Linked DNA regions of Homo sapiens: region 2 is linked to region 1. A link is an interaction called in ENCODE POLR2A ChIA-PET data of the cell type or tissue named here. Cell type or tissue: A673. All regions are shown on one strand. Each heading gives the region's core, and the rest is flanking DNA. Links, peaks and the distances in the headings are about the cores only.

The links. ChIA-PET counts read pairs that join two places held together with the same protein. Peaks named below come from ENCODE experiments on the same cell type or tissue, not always from the same donor. Only the 100,000 strongest peaks of a DNase experiment are listed, where the experiment ranks them.
Region 2: POLR2A ChIA-PET joins it to region 1 with 11 read pairs; 3 of 35 experiments call an interaction of 5 or more read pairs at or near these places.

Annotation. Positions count from the first base shown.
Region 1 is chr10:58,468,923-58,482,136 of GRCh38, reverse strand. LOC105378316 (a long non-coding RNA gene) reads right to left here. Exons shown (of 5, transcript XR_945984.3): 4 at 653-714. Among named protein-coding and RNA genes, the nearest start is that of BICC1, 37 kb to the left of the region's middle. In A673, for the core only: no CTCF peak of the experiment used is centred there; a DNase peak (open chromatin) is centred at 6,296.
Region 2 is chr10:58,389,029-58,397,028 of GRCh38, reverse strand. It overlaps TFAM (transcription factor A, mitochondrial), which reads right to left. Exons shown (of 7, transcript NM_003201.3): 5 at 6,169-6,264; 6 at 2,615-2,671; 7 at 1-2,101. The coding sequence ends at 1,955. Among named protein-coding and RNA genes, the nearest start is that of TFAM, 7.6 kb to the right of the region's middle. In A673, for the core only: a CTCF peak has its summit at 3,512 (motif pointing right); no DNase peak of the experiment used is centred there.

The sequences.
Region 1 (13,214 bases), core at 2,627-10,626:
GGAAGGAAGAAAGTGTGGAAGGAAGGAAAGGAAAGAGAAGAAGAAGGCAGAGGAGGGAAGGAGAGGGGAGAGGTAGGGAGGGACGGTGAGGGAAGGGAAAGGGAGGGGAGGGGAGGGGAGGAGAGGAGAGAATAGTAGAGGGTAGAGAAGGGGAGGGAGGAGAGGGAAAGGAAGGCAAGGGGAGGAGGAAGGGAGGGGATGAGGAGGGGAGGAAGAAAGGGAGGGAAAGGAAGGTGAGAGAGGGAAGGGAAGTGAAGGTGAGGAAGGGGAGGGAAAGGAAGAGAAGAAAAGGGAAGGGGAGGGAAGGGAAGAGAAGGAAAGGGAAGGGGAGGGGAGGGAAAGAGAGGGAAGGAGGACGTCTAGTCAGGAAAACTAAACCACACTAATACTGACTGGCTGTCCCAGGCCAGGATCAGTTCCCTCATCCTCCCTTTCTGGGGTTGGTGTTATCAAGGAGCACATTTCAAAGGGCAGTACTCTGTCCTCATCACTCTTGGTCCTTCTAGTTCCAAACAGATCCTGTCACTTGGGGCTCCCAACCCTCTGTAATTTGTAAATCATTTCTGGGAAAGAATGAACATATAGATATGCTCTGAATATACTCACAGGCCCACCACACCCCAAACACCTGTGATGGGGACCAGTCACCTACCACCTCAGGCCCATCTTCTCCTTAGTAGAATGAAGACTTTGAGTTCAGTCATCTCTAAGGTCCTTTTTCAAATTAAGAAAAAGAATAAATGAGAAGACAATAGAAACTAGGAAGGTAAATAGTATAAGTAATCAAAATTTACTTCCAGACATTTCCTATGACAAGACAGTATTTCCCCCTTCTCTCTCATACACACTTCAAATTGAAGACACCATAGATTTTAATATGCACCATTTCTTTATGTATCACTAGTAAAGAAAAAAAAATGCTGCCAACTAACCATGACACACCATTGATTATCAAACGCATTCCAGTTTCAGAGATGTTAAACTGCAAAACATGGGTCCTAGAATCAATGAAATACAATGTGTGTGTGTGTGTGTGTGTGTGTGTGTGCGCATGAGGGTTTGATTGGTGGGGAACTCTCGCTTCTTACTTTAAACACTATTACTGGCTTTGTTATAACATATCTTTAGTACTTATCATTTAGTGCAAAGTTCATTTTCATTTCTTGCTATTACATATCTCACTTTCAATAGCTCTTTATAAGCTCACTCCAGGCCATCTGAAGCCTCAAGCTCTCATTTGGTGCTCAAAAGTCTCCTAAACTTCCTAGAAGCATCCCTTACCCCATTCACAATCATTGTGACTTTTCTAGTTCACTTTTCCCTTTGAAAATAGTCCAGTCCTGTATTTCCTCCTCTTAGGTTTTGTTAAATGATTGGAATAAAATTTACGAACCAATTTCAGTTAGAGTTTTTATGGTGGGAAATAGCTTATTGTATAACTTTTTCAGATGTCAAATTGCATCTTAATGTAGCCTTCTTACAAAGGAAACCAATGTGCATTTATTGAGAAATAAAGAGGGAGGTATATGGAGTGGAAGAGTTTTGTTCCCCTGAAATCATACTGCTTTGATCACTGTTTATTGCCTCAAATATGTAAGTCTGGGTGGCCCAGCTGCCTTCTTACCACAAGGCTACCGAAAGTCTGAGGAGAAACTTCCCTTTCTTTTGTCTCCTGCAGGAATGCCAAAACAAAGTCTCAAAAAAATAGTAAATCTAACTGGCTAACACGACCACCACAGATGCCCTACGGGATTCTCCTCCTTCTCTTCCCCCTCTGTCTCCTCTCCATCATCATTATCATCTTCATCATCATCATCATCATCACTACCACCACCACCACTATCATCATCTCTAGCTTCCCTCTTTGACTTGGCTGCTAAAAAAACCCTTGGAATCAAAGTAATTCCCTTTTTTTTTTAGACAGAGCTTCACTCTTGTTACCCAGGATGCAGTGCAATGGCGCGATCTCGGCTCACTGCAACCTCCGCCTCCTGGGTTGAAGTGATTCTCCTGCCTCAGCCTCCTGAGTAGCTGGGATTACAGGCATGCACCACCACGCCCAGCTAATTTTGCACTTTTAGTAGAAATGGGGTTTCCGCCATATTGGCCAGGCTGGTCTCAAACTCCCAACCTCAGGTGATCCACCCGTCTCGGCCTCCCAAAGTTCTGGGATTACAGGCATGAGCCACTGCACCTGGCCCAAAGTAATTCCCTTTCTTTAGGAAGTGTATAGGAACCCAATACCTATACATTTGAATACTAATCTTACTGCAAATTGTATCTTAATTTTGAATATTTTTATTGATACATAATATTTGTATCTATTGATGGGATACATGTGATATTTTATTACATGCATAGAATGTGTGATGATAAAGTCAGGGTATTTGGGGTATCCATCACCTTGAGTATTTATCATTTCTATGTATTCGGAACATTTCAATTCCTCTCTTCTAGCTATTTTGAAATGTACAGTACATTGTTGTTAACTATAGTCACCCTACTCTGCTAATGAACATTAGAACTCGTTCCTTCTATCTAACTGTATGTCTGCAACCATTATCCAAACTCTGTTCATCACCCCTCCTCCCTCACACCTTTTTCAGCCTCTAATATCTATCATTCAATTATACTCTCTACCTCCATGAGATCAACTTTTTTAGCTTGCATATATGAGGGAGAGTAGGTGATATTTGTCTTTCTGTGCCTGGCATAGTTCACTTAACATAATGACCTCCAGTTCCATCCATGTTGCTGCAAATTACATGATTTATTTTCTCTTTTGTTTCTTTGTTTGTTTTTCTGTTTTGTTTTGTTTTGAGGCACGGTCTTGTTCTGTTGCCTAGGCTGGAGTGCACTGGTGCAATCATGATTCACTAACTTCAACCTCCTATGCTCCAGCTGTCCTCCGCCTCAGCTTCCCAAGTTGCTGGAACACAGGTGCATGCCATTGTGACTGCCTATTTTTTTTTTTTTTTTTTTTTTTTAGAGATAGGATCTTGCTATGTTGCTCAGACTGGTCTTGAACTCCTGCTCTCTAAAGATCCTCTTGGCTTGGCTTCCCAAATTGCAGTGACTACATGTGTGAGCCCCCATGCCTGGCCAATTTCATTCCTTTTTATGGCCAAATATATTATTTTATTGTAATAGATGTAATTTGGAAAGACATTTTGCCTTTTCTATAAATAAGAATGTCTTCAATTAATTAGCCCTTTACAGGTTTTTAGCATTTTTCTTCATTTAGAAAGTGCTTACATTGGTATCCACACTATTAATGGGAACAAAATTGGTAAGATTTATCTGGCAGGCAATTTGTCAATTACATTAAAAACCTTAACATTATGCATGAGCTTTAAACCTAGAAATTTCACTTCCAGTAACTTATTTTCAGAAGAAAGTTTGAGATAGGTACAAAATGTAATGTTCAAGGGTATTCATTACAGTGCATTTCATAATGCCTATCAATATGAATTTGATTAGGTAAATGGTAGCGAATCCAAACAATGGACTATTAGACTGCCATTATATATCATGTTGTTCAAGAATATTATTGACATGAGGATGTTCATAATAAATTCCTAATCCCAAAACACAGGCTGCAAAATAAAATGCCCACTATTATATCATTTTAGCATGGCATAAATATTAAAATGTTTGGAATCAAAGACATCTTGGTTCAAACCTTGGTTCCAACACTCAGTTCTATCATTTGCTCCTCATACAAATGTGGGAAAGTTATTGAGCCTCACAGAGCCCCAGTTTCCTCATTTGTAATTTAGAAATAATTACAGCCACCTCTTAGGGTTTTTGTAAAGATTAATTTAAATAATGTATGCAAAGTATCTGCTTCTCCACACACAAAATAAGTGCTCTATAAATGGTTCTCTACATCAGGCTTGTGTGTCAGTTGGGGTTTTTTGATTACAAGCAACAAAAAAATTTGGCCAACTTAAACAAAGGGGAATTTATTAAAAACATTGCACAAAAGTTGGAGAACTAGGCTTGGAAATAGGCAGACACCAATTCAGCTTCAGGGGCGGGAAAGCAGGAATGATAGGACTAGTCTTGCAGTGGAACAGTCTGGCAGGGATATTCCTGCCAAGATAAAAGAATGCCAACCTCTTCACTCACCCAATTTCATATGCTCAAAAGTCAAAATCTCAGCAGCGAGCTTTCATGGGTTGAGCTGAAGAGACTGCCCACCTTTGGCCACAGGAGGCACAGGCAGCTGGATTTTCCATCTCAGTAAAATATAGGCAGTGGTGTGGTAAGTTAACTCCCCAAAGGAAATTGGGGTTCTGTTGTGAAGGATGGTAGATGCTACTGACAAAAGTTCCTCTGTCACATAAGCACGAGGTAATTTTGAAATGGGAAAAATATAAATCAAATATTTATTTAAAAAATAAATCACATACATGATCACAAATGTATGATCATCACGAAAGCCCTACAGGAAAATCAGGACAGAAATTATTTTCTTGATTTTACAAAGAGAAACTGAGGCTCAGGGATGATGAATGACTAGCCCAAGGACTCTGCACTTAATCTGGGGCAGAGCTGGAAAAGACAGTCCTGACCCCCAGTCTCAGGCTCTTTCCCAGGTACCCCCTGGGAAATTGTCAAACATCTCTCAGTTTCCCTGCTTCCCAACCCTCAACTTCAAAGGATGCAGATTACTGTTGGTATTTCCCTTTCTTATAACTCGTTAGTCCCTCCTGCTGCTTGGAGTTCAGGCCCTGCCAGAGGGCCCTGAGCTGGAGGTTCTGCTGGAAGCATTACAGTCAGCTAGGCTGACAGTGGCTGGGAGACTTGGCAGACTTTCTCCTTCACATTTGGCTGGGGGGAGGACGGAGAGCTAAGAAACCACTGGAGAAAGGAGGGAGGCTGGAGGAAGGCAAGAAGGCAGGGGCCAACCTGGAGAGGAAGTGGTATGAAGAGGAGGTAGTGGGGAGACAAAGAGAATGATTTTTTTTGAAAGACAAAAAAAAAAAAAAAAAAAGAATTAGAAATATGGTTAAATCAGCCAGGAAGTGGCCCAGTGACCAAGATCTCCTGAACCTGGCTTCAGAGAAAAACATTAAAGCTTCACATATTTGGCATTCAAGTCACTAAAGGTTGCTTTCTGCTTTTTCTTTCTCATTAAAGCATTTGGAAGAACCCACCAGAAAGCCCAAATGTATTAAAAATTCCTGGGCTCCATGCGTAAAAATGATAGACGAACAATTCTAGATGGATCCTATTTAGGAGCCATCTAATATATGCATAATATATGCCTTTTTCAGTTAGAGAAACTGAGGCACAGAATTACAATATGTCCATGACTTCTTTTTTAATTGAAAAATTTAAAAGTATGATTTTCCAAACAAGGAGTTGGTAAACTTTTCTATAAAGAGCCATCTAGTCCATATTTTTGGCCTTCAGGGCCATATGGTCTATTACAACTACTCAACACTGACGTTGTAGAGCAAAAGCAGCCATAGATAATATATAGACAAATGGGTGTGGCTGTGTGCCCATAAAACTTTATTTACAAAAACGGGGCATGGGCCAGATTTGTAGTTTGTCAAGACCTGATCTAGACTTAGTCATTTATTACCACATGAACATCCCAGAAGAACATAAAAGCAAATGGTAGGCATCAATTTAAATTCCCATAGGAATGATAATAGTAATAACTACAATCTATTAAGCACTTCCTATGTGGATTTCCTCATATAATTGTTCTACTGTCCTATGAGGAGGATGCTATTGTGCTTGCCCATATTGTTAGATAAGAAGACAAAAATACCTGCCCGTCAAACAACTGCCAGGGGGTGGTCACATAGCTAGAAGGTGGTAGTGGCAGGATTTTGACCCTTGATCCATCTGACATCAGGAGTCAAGTGCTTAACAACTATACCAGCTAAAAAAATGCAACTAGTAAGGAAGAAAAATAAAGTTACATGAAGTTTATCACAAAGCATTGACTTTTTCATGTTATTACAAAGGAAGCTCTTGGTAGTGTAATACTTTGGTAATGCATTCATTATCAGCAACTTGAATGAAGCATGAATCTGCACCTTCCCCCACATCCTCCCAGTTTCCTTGGAACGTTCATTTTGTTACCTCTTTCTCGTGATCTGTTAGGCTTTCTCCAGCATACACGCTAAGATTTAAGAAAGGATCTTAACTCACGCCCACCCACCTCAGACGCTGAAATGTGAAAGGCCTTTAACACTAAGAGGAATTCAAGCCTGAAGGGGAGAAGAGGACAGCTCTTGATGATTATCCTAAATTTTTGAAGCCAAACCAGGGAGGACTTGAGGAAATGACTCACTGAACCCAGGAGAAAGAAAAACAGCCGAGAGATGGCAGGAGAAAATGAGGATAATATAGCCTTACTGTTAAAGTGAGGGTTAGAAATCCACAGGGACCCGGAAAGGAAACACTGAAATGGCTGAGTTACATTCCTGAAACTAGCATGCAATATTGTTTTATCAGGCTTACGGCTGTTTTGACCAAGAATGAAGCAGGAACAGATTTCTTCTTAACAGAAACATCATCTCATGTTCTTTACTGTCCCCAAAGTGTCTCCTCTGCTAGAGCCCTAAGGGGAAACCACAGCCATCTCTGTCTCTTCTATTCTTGAATCACAAAACTGGCTGTTCCTGACACAGATGCTGAGCTTGGTGTGACAAACAGATGTACTACACTGCAGCCACTAAAATCTGCTAACATCTGTACTGAACCTGTGGAAGAACTTTGAGCCATCAACTTTCCGGCTAAAAAGAGACCTGATTAGAAAATTCGGGAAATGTTTTCAAGCACGAATACAGTTGCTTTCACTTTTTAGGTCACTAGAAACAGAGACAAAACTATGAGGTAAGTGACTTTTGTCCTTGGTCTTTTCTAATCCACCTAACATATTATGACTACATTAACCTTCTTAATGCAAAGTTCTGATAATGTTACTCCTGAACTCACAAACATTCAAAAGTTAACACACAGTATTTGTAAAGCTGCTGTTAAAATAGGCATTGTTATATATTCCTGGTGGAAATATACATTGCTATAATCTCTAAGGAGAGAGTTTTGGTGACACCTACTGTATTAGTCACGGTCTCCAGAGGGACAGAACTAATAGGATGTATATATAAGAGCAAACGGTAGGCATATATATATATATATATATATATATATATACACACACACATATAGGAGTTTAAGTATTAACTTACACAATCACAAGGTCCCACTATATATATATATAAAGCAAATGGTAGGCATATATAAATATGGGAGTTTATTAAGTATTAACTTATACAATCATGTCACACAATAGGCTGTTGGCAAGTTTACAGAGCAAGGAGAGCCAGTCCTAGTCTCAAACTAAAGAACTTGGAGTCCAGTGTTCCAGGGAAGGAAGCATCCATCACGGGAGAAAGATGTAGGCTGGGAGGCTAGACCAGTCTCACCTCTTCACGTTTTTCTTCCTGCTTTATATTCGCTGGCAGCTGATTAGATGGTGCCCACCAGATTAAGGGTGGGTCTCCCTTTCCCAGCCCAGTGACTCAAATATTAAATCTCCTTTGGCAACACCCTCACAGACACACCCAGGATCAATACTTTGTATCCTTCAATCCAATCAAGTTGACCCTCAGTATTAACTATCATACCTGCCAAAATTACAAATGCATATACTTTTTGATCTAGGAATTTCTTCTACAGCCTTACTTGCATTTGTATGAAATAAAGCATATTTAAGACTATTTGTTGCCATATTATTAGTAAGAATAACAGATTATATATACTTCTGCTCCTAGGTAGAATGTAGTAGGTCAAAGCAGGTCAAAGGTCTTGCTGCAGCAACTAGTAACAAATTAATACATTGAAAGAAACATGTTAAAGTTATAAAAGAGCTATAGAGGACCACATGATGTCTAGGTACAGAAGGACGCTGGGCACAGTGACTCATGCCTGTAATCCCAGCACTTGCAGAGGCCAAAGTGGGTGTATCACTAGAGCCCAGGAGTTAAAGACCAGTCATGGCAAAACCCCATCTCTACTAAAAATACAAAGATTAGCCACCTGTAATCCCAGTCACTCAGGTGGCTGAGGAATGAGAATCACTTGAACTCAGGAGGCGGAGGTTACAGTGAGCCAAGATCGCACCTCTGCACTCCAGCCTGGGCGACAGAGCAAGGCTCTGTCTCAAAAAGACTAAAAAAGGAAAAAATTTTCTTAAAGCTGAGAAGAAATAGACACTCCAGGCTCTCAATCAAAAGCTTGGAAAGACTATATCTAAAAAGCAGGGATAAACCAGGGGTGGACAGAATCTTGCTAAAATTGTAAATGCAGCCCTACTTCAACTCAGTTCCCATTGAAATGAGGTAATTAGCTCCTGGTCCTAACAAAAAAGAAAAAAAAAAGATACCTCTCTGGTGGAAGATACCATCAGAAGTCTACAGTTATTTTATACCAATGCCCAGCATGCAATCAAAATTTACTGCACATTAAAACAATCAGGATAGGTAATAATAATCAAAAAATAAAATAAATACAAGCCCAAAGAGAATTGAGATGAGAAAAAGCACAATAAAATAACCATGGCATGTTAAAAAAAAGTTTCAAAAAGCATGTTAAAAAAAAGTGAAAATTATATTTTAACAGATAATTGGGCTCTATCAAATTTTTAAATGGGTATTTTAGAACTGAAAAGTATAATGTTTGGATTTGAGAACTAATTAGGTAGGTTTAAAAGCAAACTGGATATAGATGATAGGATTAGTTAATTTAAAGACGGATCAATAGAAACTATTCAAATTGGATCACAGAGAAAAACCAAACTGGAAAGAAAGAGTATGTCCAAATGTGGAACATACTCCAACAGTTTAATAAAGTGTAATAGAGTCTCAAAGGAGAGAAAGGAGAGAGAATGGAGCAGAAGCAATATTTGAAAACACACAACTGAGAAATTTCTAATAGTAATGGAAGATATAAACCCACCAATTCCAGAAGTTCAAGAGTCCCTAAGCAGAATAAGTACAATGCCAACAGTAACACCAACAAACCCACCATACCTGGACACATTGTAGAAATTGTTGAAAAAGAATGACAAGTTCTAAAGCAACCAGAGCTGGGGAAAGCCCAAGTCTTCAGGGGAACTACAATAAGACTGACAGCTAACTTCAAACAAAACAAAACAAAACAAAAAACAAAAAAAAACACTGTGTGGCAGCCACGGAATTGCACCCCTCAGATCTCCCTTCAAGAGATCATGCTGTGGGGCGCTCATCTTATTGACAGCTGCTGCACTGTTAGATCCACTAAAACTTTCATATCAAATCATACTTCCCCTGGGCTGCTTCCAGTCAATGAATTAGCTCAATGGGGGTATGAAAATCAGGCTATATTGGTAGATGCAGAATTTCTTTAACAGGCAATTTGGCTCAGGAGATCTCTACTGACCTGGCCATGAATTTAACAGACCCGTCGATAGTCTGAGGCTCTTCTGGCCTAATCCTTCCTCACCTGTCTTCTTTCACAGGTGCTGGACCTGTCTTGGTGTCTGAAGGTTCTCCCTGCCTACTCCTCTCCTTCTTTTTTTATCCTTTACAGGCATTTCCCCCGAACAAATTTCTTATATTTTTAATCCTATCTTGGTGTCTGCTTCTCATGGAACCCAAAATGACACACTGTGGAAATCAGGAGACGATGTCATGATATTTTTAAAATGAAAAAACAAAAAGGCAAACAAGACCTCTCAACCTAGAATTATACACCAGTAAGAATATTTCCTTCAAATTAAAATAGAATTTGTTGCTAGCTGCACAGCATTGAAGTAAGTACTAAAGGGAGTTCTACCAGCAGAAGGGAAATTTTCTGAGCTAGAAACACAGAAAATTAGAAGGAAATGAAAAACACCGAAAAGACTATAAATCAGTGAATAAATATAAAAGAATACTAACTATTTAAAGCAACAAGGCACAGTGGCTCATGACTGTAATCCCAGAACTTTGGGAGGCTGAGAAGGTAGGTTCGTTTGAGCCCAGAGTTTGATTGCAGCCTAAGCAACATGATGAATCCCTGTCTCTAGGAAAGATACTAAAAAATTAGCCAGGCATGGTGGAGTGTACCTGTAGTCCCAGGTACTTGAGAGGCTGAGGAGGCTGAGGAGGCAGGAGGTCAAGGCTGCAATGAGCTGTGATTGAGCCACTGTACTCCAGCCTGGGCAACACAGCAAGACTCTGTCTCGAAACTACAAATAAACAAATAAAGCAACAACAATAGCATCTTTTGGAGCTTAGAACATGTAACATAGTGTAAAATATGTGACAATAGCAAAAAAGGTAAGAGAAAGGGGCAAATGGAGTCAAGTTATAAGATTCTTACATTCTATGTAGAATTAGATTACTAGTTAAGGTAGACTGTAACTAGTTAAGGATGCATGTTGAAATCGCTAGGGCAATGGTTCTCAACCTGGAGCAATTTCACTCAAGAGGCATTTGACAAAAGAAATTTCACTAAAGAGGCATTTGATAAAAGAGAGAAGGAAAGGAAAGGAAAGGAAGAAAAGAGAAAGAAAGATGAAGGGAGGTAAGAAGGAAGGAAAGAGGGACATATATTTGGCAATATCTGAAGACATTTTTGGTTGTCACAATTATGGGTTGGAGGAGATGTCAAAATTATTCTGCATTGAAACACTAACTAAAAGATGGATATTCTCAGAGTGGATTGAAAAACATGACCCAACTATATGCTGTCTCTAAGAAACTTACTTCAAGCATAATGATATAGGTAGGTTAAAAATAAAGGATACGAAAACATATTCAATGTAAATCTTTAACAAAAGAAAGCTAGAGCGGCTGTATTAATATCAGAGAAAGAAGAATGAAGAGCAAAATAATTTACCAAGGATAAAGAGGGACACTATATAATGATAAAAGGGTTATTTCACCAAGAAGATACAATAAATCCGAAGTATGTTTGCTCCTTACAATAGAACTTCAAGTTGCATGAAACTAAAAGTAGAAGCAGACAAATCCCTCATTATAATAAAAGGCTTCAACTCTCCCTTCTCAGTAATTGATAGAACTAATAAAAAATCAGCAAGGATATTAATAAACTGTAAAACACTATCAACTGACTGGATCTAATTGAAATTTTTAGAACATTCCAGGACCAATAGCAGAATATATATTTTTTTCAAGTGCACATGGAACATTCACCAAGATAGACAGTATCCTGAGTTATAAAATAAAGTTTAACACATTTAAAAGAATTGAAATGATACAAGGTTTATTCTCTGACTATACTAGAATTAAACTAGAAACTGATGATAGAAAGATAACAGGAAATCTCAAAAACTTGACAACACACTTCTAAATAATCCATGCATTAAAGAAGTCTCAAGGGAAATTAGAAAATATTTGGAACTAAATGAAAGTAAAACATACCAAAATTTGCCAGATGACAAAGCAGTGCCTAGCGGGGAATTTATAGCATCAAATGCTAACAGAAAGCACCTTGAGAAACCCAAAAAGAAGAGCAAAATAAACCCAATGCAAGCAGAAGGGAAAACATAATAATGCAGAAATCAATAAAATTGAAAACAGAAAAAGAGAAAGTCAATACAACCAAAATCTTGTTCTGTTAAAAAATTAATAAAATTAAAATTGTATCAAAATTGACAAAGAAAGAAGACATACACTACTGATATCAGGAATTAAAAAGAAAATATCACCTAGACCCCAGCATACATTAAAAAAACAAAGAACTTATACAAGCAATTCCGCACACAAAAATTTGACAACCTAGAAAGAAAAAATGGACAAATGCCTTGAAAACCAAAAATGCCAAAACTCACCCATAATGAAACAGATTATCTGAATAATAGAATAATACAAAAAATTAAATAAATTGAATTCATAGTTTAAAATCTTCTGGAAATAATTCATCCAGCATTTCTATTTGTTTATATTGGTAAGATTTCAGGTTATCTTAGCTCATATATTACCAGCAGTGAAACTCTAAGTTGTTCTGTTTAGTTTTTTAAGCCAATTTGAGTTGAGTTTTCTGTTATGTGAAGAAACAGAAAATAGTGTTATCTCCCAAAACACATCAGAATTTCTAATATTAACCAACCTGTACCCTTCAGAGGACATTTTGATGTTTCAGAATTCTAAAAACACCGTTAAGTTTGTGGAGCTCAAAATAGTATTATAGCTGTTGAGTGTCCAAATACAATACTGAAGTGACTCCGAGAAGTAATTGTAGGAAGCCTGGAAGCAGTGGTAGCCCTAGTAGTAGTAGAGTAACAGTACTTGTGGGTAAGAGATATTAAGTACTTATCTGTGGCACTCCACGAAGAACTGAATATATGAAATACCACTGTACAGTTTTATACATGAGTAAATGGAAATACAGACAATAAGACAAATAAATAAAAACACAGATAAAGTACCACGTAGAATTTTCTGGAGAATAGTTTTCTTCCCAGCCTACAGCCTGGTTGTGCTCCTCCTGCTCTGGAGAAGAATGGATTTAAAAGAATTGTCATTTTTCCCCACCCATAGGAAAATAGCTGAAACAATACATATTTAGTTTCCCAGGGAGTGCTTCCAGCATGAGAAAAACCAAGTTATGGCAGAATCAAGAACCTGCCAATACCAAAAGTGAGCTTTGTTCTCCAGCCTGGACCTGCCTTTTTCATAAATTAGCCCATAGATTCACCATCTGTATTTGCACGCACACACACACACACACACACACACACAACTAGCCAGGAATGGATGCACAGTGTCTATGGCAGAGAGCTCCCAGCTTAACAGGAGGGCTGTATCAATGAGATGGTCAGTCTTTGAGCTGATACAACAATAGTCTTCAAAAAGAACATGCACATTCCCCTTGTTCACTTATTGAAACAGAACCTTGAAAGCACTGCTATGCAGTGTCTCACAGTATGCCCATAAACTTTTGCTAATTTCAAGAAACTACTGCCATTAATCTCCTCAAATTTGATAGGAAAAAAATTATATACAAGTGGGCCGGGCGTGGTGGCTCATGCCTGTAATCCCAGCACTTTGGGAGGCCGAGGCGGGTGGATCATGAGGTCAAGAGATTGAGACCATCCTGACCAACGTGGTGAAACCTCGTCTCTACTAAAAAAAAAAAAAAAAAAAAAAAATTATATGCAAGTGAACTGAAAAAACAAACAGATGAGCACCATTTATTTC
Region 2 (8,000 bases), core at 1-8,000, 82 kb after region 1:
TGATAGACACTAGCACACCTCCTTCTCTTTCCCCCTACTCCCAGACTGCTCTGGCCTCAAACCCATCCTATCTATTTCACCAATGGCCAACACTGTCCTGTCTGCACCCAGAGTGAGAAGCTCCCACAGGGAAAAGTTATTTTAAAATATCCAACTTTATATATTTAAAGCCTCATATTTCCTCATAAGCTACTATTTTTCTCTCCCATTCCTACCTTTGTCAAGCTCAGCATATAACAAGTCATCTTTTTGTGACATCAAAGTCTTCAAAGTCTTTCTGGAGATCTAGAATCTACAATTTCTAAATATTTTGCATAACGCATAAAGTGCATATAAATTGAGTTATCCTATATCTGTGAACTGATGAGAATTATTCTGCTCAAACAGGTGGTGAAAACCTTTGCTTGACTCTCCTAAAAGGATAAACAAATACTAAAGAAAGATGGCTTTCAACTACAGTGAGGTTCTTGTGATATGTGCTACTGGAAAAAGTACATTTTTACCAAGCCATAGCAAATAATTTTAAAAGAATATCATTCCACAGTATATGGATCTTTTTCATTATACTGCAATGTAATTTGAAACTAGATTATTTTCCTTGCTAACACTGAGAAGCAACAATTTGTTTAGATTATCTAGTGATGACCTTTTTCCTCTTAAAGGTGACAATGATTCTAAAACAAGAACATCTGAAAACATTTGAAAAAACTATCCCAACACTTCAATACATTGGAACAGTAGTCATATCACACTATACTATAGACCATGGGTTGATAAATTTTTTCCATAAACAGACAGACAGTAAATATCAGGCTTTGTGGGCTATAGTTTCTGTGGCAGCTACTCTGCCACAGAAAAGCAGCCATAGACAAGTAAAAGAATGATCTTGGTTGTGTTTCAACAAACTTTATTTATGAACACTAAATATTCATGTTAATTTTCAAGTATCATAAAAGTCTTTAAAAAAAAACATTTAAAATTATAAACACAATTCCTAGCTCACAGGCCATAAAAAGCAGGCAGCAGGCTGGATTTGATCCACAGGCCATAGTTGGCTGTCTCTTAAACAGGCTTTTATACGTTATGCAAAGTGTTTCAAATTCCAGAGACTTTGGAGACTTTTCGTTTTTTAGATTTCTCATTTTAAAACACACATAATACAAGTTTTCTTTCTGGATCAATATACTCACGAGAGAAAATAATTCAGAAAAAAATAAAATTCCTTACTTAAAAAAAGGGAAAAGCTATAGAACAAATGTTTCGTCTTAAAATATATTTAGGAAATGTAAAATTAAAGATTAAAAATTTTATTCTATGCAACATAAAATAATATGCATAAATCTGGCACATAATTTCTTTGTTTTTACTTTAGAAAAAAGACAGTAAGAAAAAAGTTTATAAATTTCTCAGTCCCTTTTATACAAAGTTGCAACTAAAACCAGCAATCACTTATATGTACAACCATCAACTCTGAATACAATGTGAATTATACCTAGGAACTGTAATTTACCTAGATGAGTTCTGCCTGCTTTATGAAAAACACACACTTATATCACAGAACACCGTGGCTTCTACAATTTGTAACAATTTTGAAAACGAAACTCCTGCCTCCATAATATAAGGAAACAAGAGTACTCTTTCCATAGTCATCATCCTGTATAAAAAAAACTTCATAGTCTGATTTACCTTTGTCAAAGGTAAAATGATTCACATTTGCTTGGATTACTCTGATCCTCAGTAGTTCCTAAACACAAAATAAAGTTTGCATGAACCTTTATCTGGGTTTTCCAAAGCAAGTATTATGCTGGCAGAAGTCCATGAGCTGAATAAAAAGATACTAAATATAAAAGGTTTACCAACTTTATCCTTTCTTAATTTTACGATAGCTTCAGGTATTGAGACCTAACTGGTTTCCTGTGCCTATCCATTGTGAACACATCTCAATCTTCTACTTTTAACACTCCTCAGCACCATATTTTCGTTGTTTCTTTATTGTGCGACGTAGAAGATCCTTTCGTCCAACTTCAATCATTTGTTCTTCCCAAGACTTCATTTCATTATGATAACGAGTTTCGTCCTCTTTAGCATGCTGAATATATAACTGAGAAAAAGCATAACTGTTAAAATGATTTACTTATTTTTTGAGATAAAATGATTATTTAAAATAGCAATTAATTTCTGGAATGCTTCTGTATATACTTTAGAAATTACATTACCATTCTACATGTATAAAGGCAGACTGGAGAAGAAATATTTTCATGAGATAAAAGTTAGATGATGAAAATGTAAGAGATAGACTGTTATCTCTTTGAATGAAATTGTTACAAGTTCAGATCTTGAGGTGCAGGAAGGGGGCAGCAGCAGGGTATCACTGCCACTGAATAAGTGGACACTCAGGCTTATGAGTGCTGTGGTTTCAAATACCAATTTTATTTGCAGACAAAAACTACCAAGAGAAAAATGCCAAACTGGTTCTGAGAATATGAAAATAATTTTAGAATACTTGTATTATTAGTAATACAAGGTTGTCTTCACATGAATCAAGCCTTGCCCTAATACATTCTCTCACAGATATCCTAAGTAGACACTTGAGACTAACAACCGTAATACTCACTTCCTTTTCAGAGTCAGACAGATTTTTCCAGTTTTCCTTTACAGTCTTCAGCTTTTCCTGTAAAACAATATATGTTTAAGTTAAGGTAGATATGGGGACTTCAGTGACCTTTATTATTCATTCCAACAAAAACTCAAGATACCAAGAATTACAGGCAAAGCCTCATCAATTCTTAACATCTTTTCTCTCTAAACAAAAACTATCAAACTGTTACAATTTACAAAAATGAACTGAATGAAGGTACATATTTTTGATTCGGAAATATTAATATTCAGGTATAATCTATGTGTTGTCATAAACTAACTTCAAAGTCTGTTTTTATTCCTTCCCTGTAGCTTTAGGTTTTATTTGAAAATCTGTGCTTCAGTGTTTAGATGCAGTAATAAGAACAATACAGCACAAGTCCAGTAAGTCTACTTAGTTGAACTTAATTATATGACCTGGAAAAGGTCACTTTACCTCCCTTGGGCTTGGCTCTTCATTTATAAAATTAAAGGGATAGAATTTTTTTTTTTTTTTTGAGACAAGGTCTCACTCTGTCACTCAGGTGGGAAAGCAGTGGTATGATCACAGCTCACTGCAGCACTGACCTCCTGGGCTCAAGTGATCCTCCTGTCTCAACTTCTGGAGTAGCTGGGACCACAGATATGCACCACCATGCCTGGTTAATTTTTTTAAAAAACTTTTTTTGTAAAGATGGGGTCTTACCACGTTGCCCAGGGCTGGTCTTGAACTCCTGGAATCAAGCAACCCTCCCACCCCGCTTCCCAAATTGTTAGGATTACAGGCATGAGCCACTGTGCCCAGCCAAAGATGTTTACTTTTGCTTTCCCTAAAATCCCATTAAACAAAGAAATCTTTTTAAAGGATAATCCCACATGAATAAAGACAACAGAAGAGGGCACTATCAACACAAAATTCTGGAAGCTGAAAAGCAGATGCATTAGTGGTAACTGACTTAACTGACAAAAGAAAGCTAATTGTTAAACTGACAGTGGAGAAAACCTAAAAGCAACTTAATTTACCATACAGAATTCCCAAATATCTCAGGAATTGGCAGCACCAGACAGGTGTAAAACAGGTGAAGCTAAGGTTAAACACAAGATTGGCTGAAAGACTGTTTAAAAAGAGATTAGGGCCAGGTGTGGTGGCTCACGCCTGTAATCCCAGTACTTTGGGAGGCCGAGGCAGGCAGATCATGAGGTCAGGAGTTCGAGACCAGCCTGGCCAATATGGTGAAACCCCATCTCTACTAAAAATATAAAAAATTAGCCAGGTGTGGTGGCACGTGCCTGTGGTCCCAGCTACTAGGCAGGCTGAGGCAGGAGGATCGCTTGAACCCGGGAGGCGCAGGTTGCAGTGAGCCGAGATCACGCCACTGCACTCCAGCCTGGGCCACAGAGTGAGACTCCGACTCAAAAAAAATAAAGAGAGGTTGGGTCAGGCACAGTGGCTCACATCTGTAATCCCAGCACTTTGAGAGGCTGAGGTGGGTGGATCACCTGAGCTCAGGAGTTCAAGACCAGCCTGGGGTAATATGATGAGACCCCGTCTCTACAAAATACCCAAAAAATTAGCCAGGCTTGGTGGCACATGACTGTAGACCTGGCTACTCAAGAGGTTGAGGTGGGAAAATTGCTTGAGCCCGGAAGGCAGAGGCTGCAGTGAGCTGAGATAGTGCCACCGCACTCCAGCCTGTATAACAGGCTGCCTGTCTCAAAAAAAAAAAAGAGGTTAAATTTCTACCATGGCAAATTTTAGGACATTTATCCTCTCTAGAGAGTAAAATAGTGTCACTCTGTGAAAACCAGGTACAGGTACAGTTGAGGGAAATGGTACCATACTAAAAGCAGAGAGATTAAGTTAAAATGTATCCAGCAGTTCAGGAAAAACAAAACAAAACAAAACAAAAAAAAAGGAAAGAAGACTAAAGGAAAACAGTACGGAAAAAAATAAGAAAATAAGGACCAGCTCAGAAGATGCATATACATGTAGCAGGAGTTCTAAAGGGGAGGAAAAAAAAAGCACCAGATCACATTTAAAGGACCAATAATCAAAACAGTTTTAGATTTCTCAAAAGCAGTACAATAAGGTAGAAGAAAAGGAATTTTTACATTTTGAAGAAATATGTTTTCCAAACTAGAATTCTATGCCCAGTCTAACAAGTGAATGTGAGGATACAGACATTTTCAGACATGCAAAACTCAAAAATTTAATCTCCCATGCACCTTTACTGGGAAAGATGCTATACAAGAATCAGAGTAAACCAAAAAAGTAAACAACAGAAGCAAAAGCAGCACCACAAGGATAATGAAGGCAATCTCAAGATGTTAGCTGTATACTAGGATTAGAAGGCAACAGTCACACTGGAACAAACCCCAGTTTTCAGAGTTAAACTGAAAGAAAAACACATCCTAAATTTACTAAAAGCTGGTGAATACCGAGGAGTTTGAGGGTGAATTATTGGTAAGTACAAAAAAAAAAAAAAAACCTAAGTGAACAAACAGACATAAGCAACTTCAGGGAAAATAAGTTTCGTAAGAAAGAAAAAATAATCATAGCATATGTCAGCTGTGAATACAGCTTACATAATCATAATACTATTAGGTTGGTGCAAAAGTAACTGCTGTGTTTGCCATTACTTTTAATGGCAAAGACCACAATTACTTTTGCACCAACCTAATATAGACACACAATACCAAGCTAACCAAAATTTTAACTATATTGGGAGGTAGGGGAATCGAAACATGACAACAGTGGGATGACAGTTAAATGTCTAGCTTAAACGGTGGTAGGTAATGCTTAAAGCATAAGATAAACAATGATTAAAGTTGAAAAAAAATCAAGAAGCAACAATATAAAAATGTTATTTAGGGATATGGAAACAGAATTTGTAAAGTGAACTACAGATATAATAATCCCGTAGGCAGAGTGCCAAAAACTTCATCTTAGATTAACATGGGTTACGGATCTAAACATCCATTTCTCTTACTATGTCATATGATACAGGAAAAAAAGCAATTGCCCATTTGGAGCTTCTAAGCAGCAAAAAAATAGGAAAGACTAAGCCACAGCAGGGATTGACAAGCTTTCTTTTTCTTTGACACACTGATATGATGCATTCACATGTATAACACATCCCTATGGGTATAACCAAAATGTTATTAAAAGATATAAATGAAGCAATAGGTTACAATCAATTCCCCATAGAAAATATTGCAGCTCTACTCTCATTCTTTCTAGTGATCGTAAAACAGTTAAGAACTGCTGGAACAGAAAAGCCTCCAGAAGAACTTTAATATCCCTACATATTAAAAAAAATGTTAAGTATTTAAATTTAAAAAGTTGGCAATGTATGTATGTATGTGTTGGCAACTACATACCTAAATTGATTGTATATGGTAAGAAAAAAGATTTTTCTTTAAAGAGGGCCTTAGCAAAAGAGTTTACTGTCTGGATATTCACTACTTTTCTTCACTACCTGACACATGGCACTCTAGACTTTTCCTGTCTAAATATTTTAAAAATTAAACAAAAATATATTTCAGCTTTACCTGCGGTGAATCACCCTTAGCTTCTTGGAATCTTTCAGCTACATAAACGTTATAAGCTGAACGAGGTCTTTTTGGTTTTCCAAGCAGTGTTAACTCCTGAATTAAAAAAATTGGAGGGTCAAAAATAGTGTTAACCTCCATGAGACTTAATTTTACCTACAGAAACTTTATTCACTACTACGCATTACAGATTATTCCTTAAAGTGAATGTTATGATTCTTATATAGTGTGATTATTACATCTTGCGGTCAGAATTTTTTTGACAGCACTGTTATGAAAATTATGTTAGATTTCACCAGTTATTTTCCATACAAAACCATTTCCTTTACCTATTATTCTCATAGTCTCCATGAACTAAATAACTGAATATATATGTACAAAACCTTTTTAAAAGATAAAACAACCTTAGGTTCATCCTTGTAAGATACTACTGTCCCCTTGACCAAATCACTGCATGCTTCCACCACAACCCAAGAACAATGGACTATTTGTTTAATAATCTTTCATCTCACTCCATTCCCTGAATGTCTCCACCTTTAAAGCTCCATAGTTGTGTTAAATTCATTTTACTAGTTACCAAAAGGGAAGAAACTGTGGAAAAGAATACAAGTATCCCTTACTATCAGTTTAATTTCTGAGTTCAGGGAGTGATATTGCATTATTATACTTAAGTTTCTGAATTTGGATAGTAAGTAGTACCTGTAATTTACAAAATTCTGTGGCTCTTAATAGCAATTTGGCTATAATCAGTAACAAATTCAACTTTTATTCATAACTGTAAGTAGGGCTCCTCTGATTTAGTTTCTTCTTCCTGAATCTCTCAGTCACTGAGTATTGAAACTACTATAGACTCCAAGCACTTTACAACTTAACTATTTCCCTCTTTGTTTCTAGAGCTATCACTAGGGATTTCTCTCCTGAGGGTTTTACTTGTAACTTCCTAGTCCTCACACTTCTCACTTGATCTCTGAACTAGTTGGTACTGGGAGTCAAGAACAATTACAAAAGAAAGAGAGAATGACAAGGGAAACTTTATAAATGTCCAATTCATGCTTCTGGTCCTCTCTACTCTTAGCACAGTGGGCTGGGTGCATTAAGGAGGAAGGGAGAATGAAAGAGGGAGGATATACTTTAGTAATCACTCTTCCAAACACCATCCTTATGTAGACACTCTATTTTTCACTCTTAGTATCTTTCTGGCTCCCTTTTACTGATTAGATCAGCCACCCTAAAGTAGCGGCATCATGGTCTCGAAACTGGGCGGGTCCTCAACCCTAGTGCTAGGACAGCTTAAAACATTAGGGTCAGGGAAAGACGTATTGGCATCCCACATTCAAGGCTGTAATCTAGTCTTTCAAAGAAATAGTTTTAACTCTGATGATCATTTGTAATAGTGTAGGTACACGACTAGCAAACTGACCACCTCAAAACTAATACTGGCTCTATGAAAAAAATGTATAACTTTCAAATGATGACATTTATGTGAATTAATACATTAAGCTGGGAACTACAAATTTTGAACCATGTGAGGTTTTTAATAGTTATTTCTTTGAAGAAAAAAAAAGAATTCCATCCTAAAGGCACTTAATTGATTAGATAAATTGGCATTTTTCCGATGTGTTAATGAATTAATGCAGTCTACTCAGCAATATTCCATATCAAACTCACCATAATCTATAGAATAATTCAAATTAATACGTTATTCTAAAGAAGACTCAGAAGCAAAGATTCTTGATACTCCTGGTTTGACTGTTTCATAACTCTGTTCCTGTAGTTTCCATTACTGTTCTACGAACTGTACACCTTAAATGTGGATACATCTGCAAGTAGCA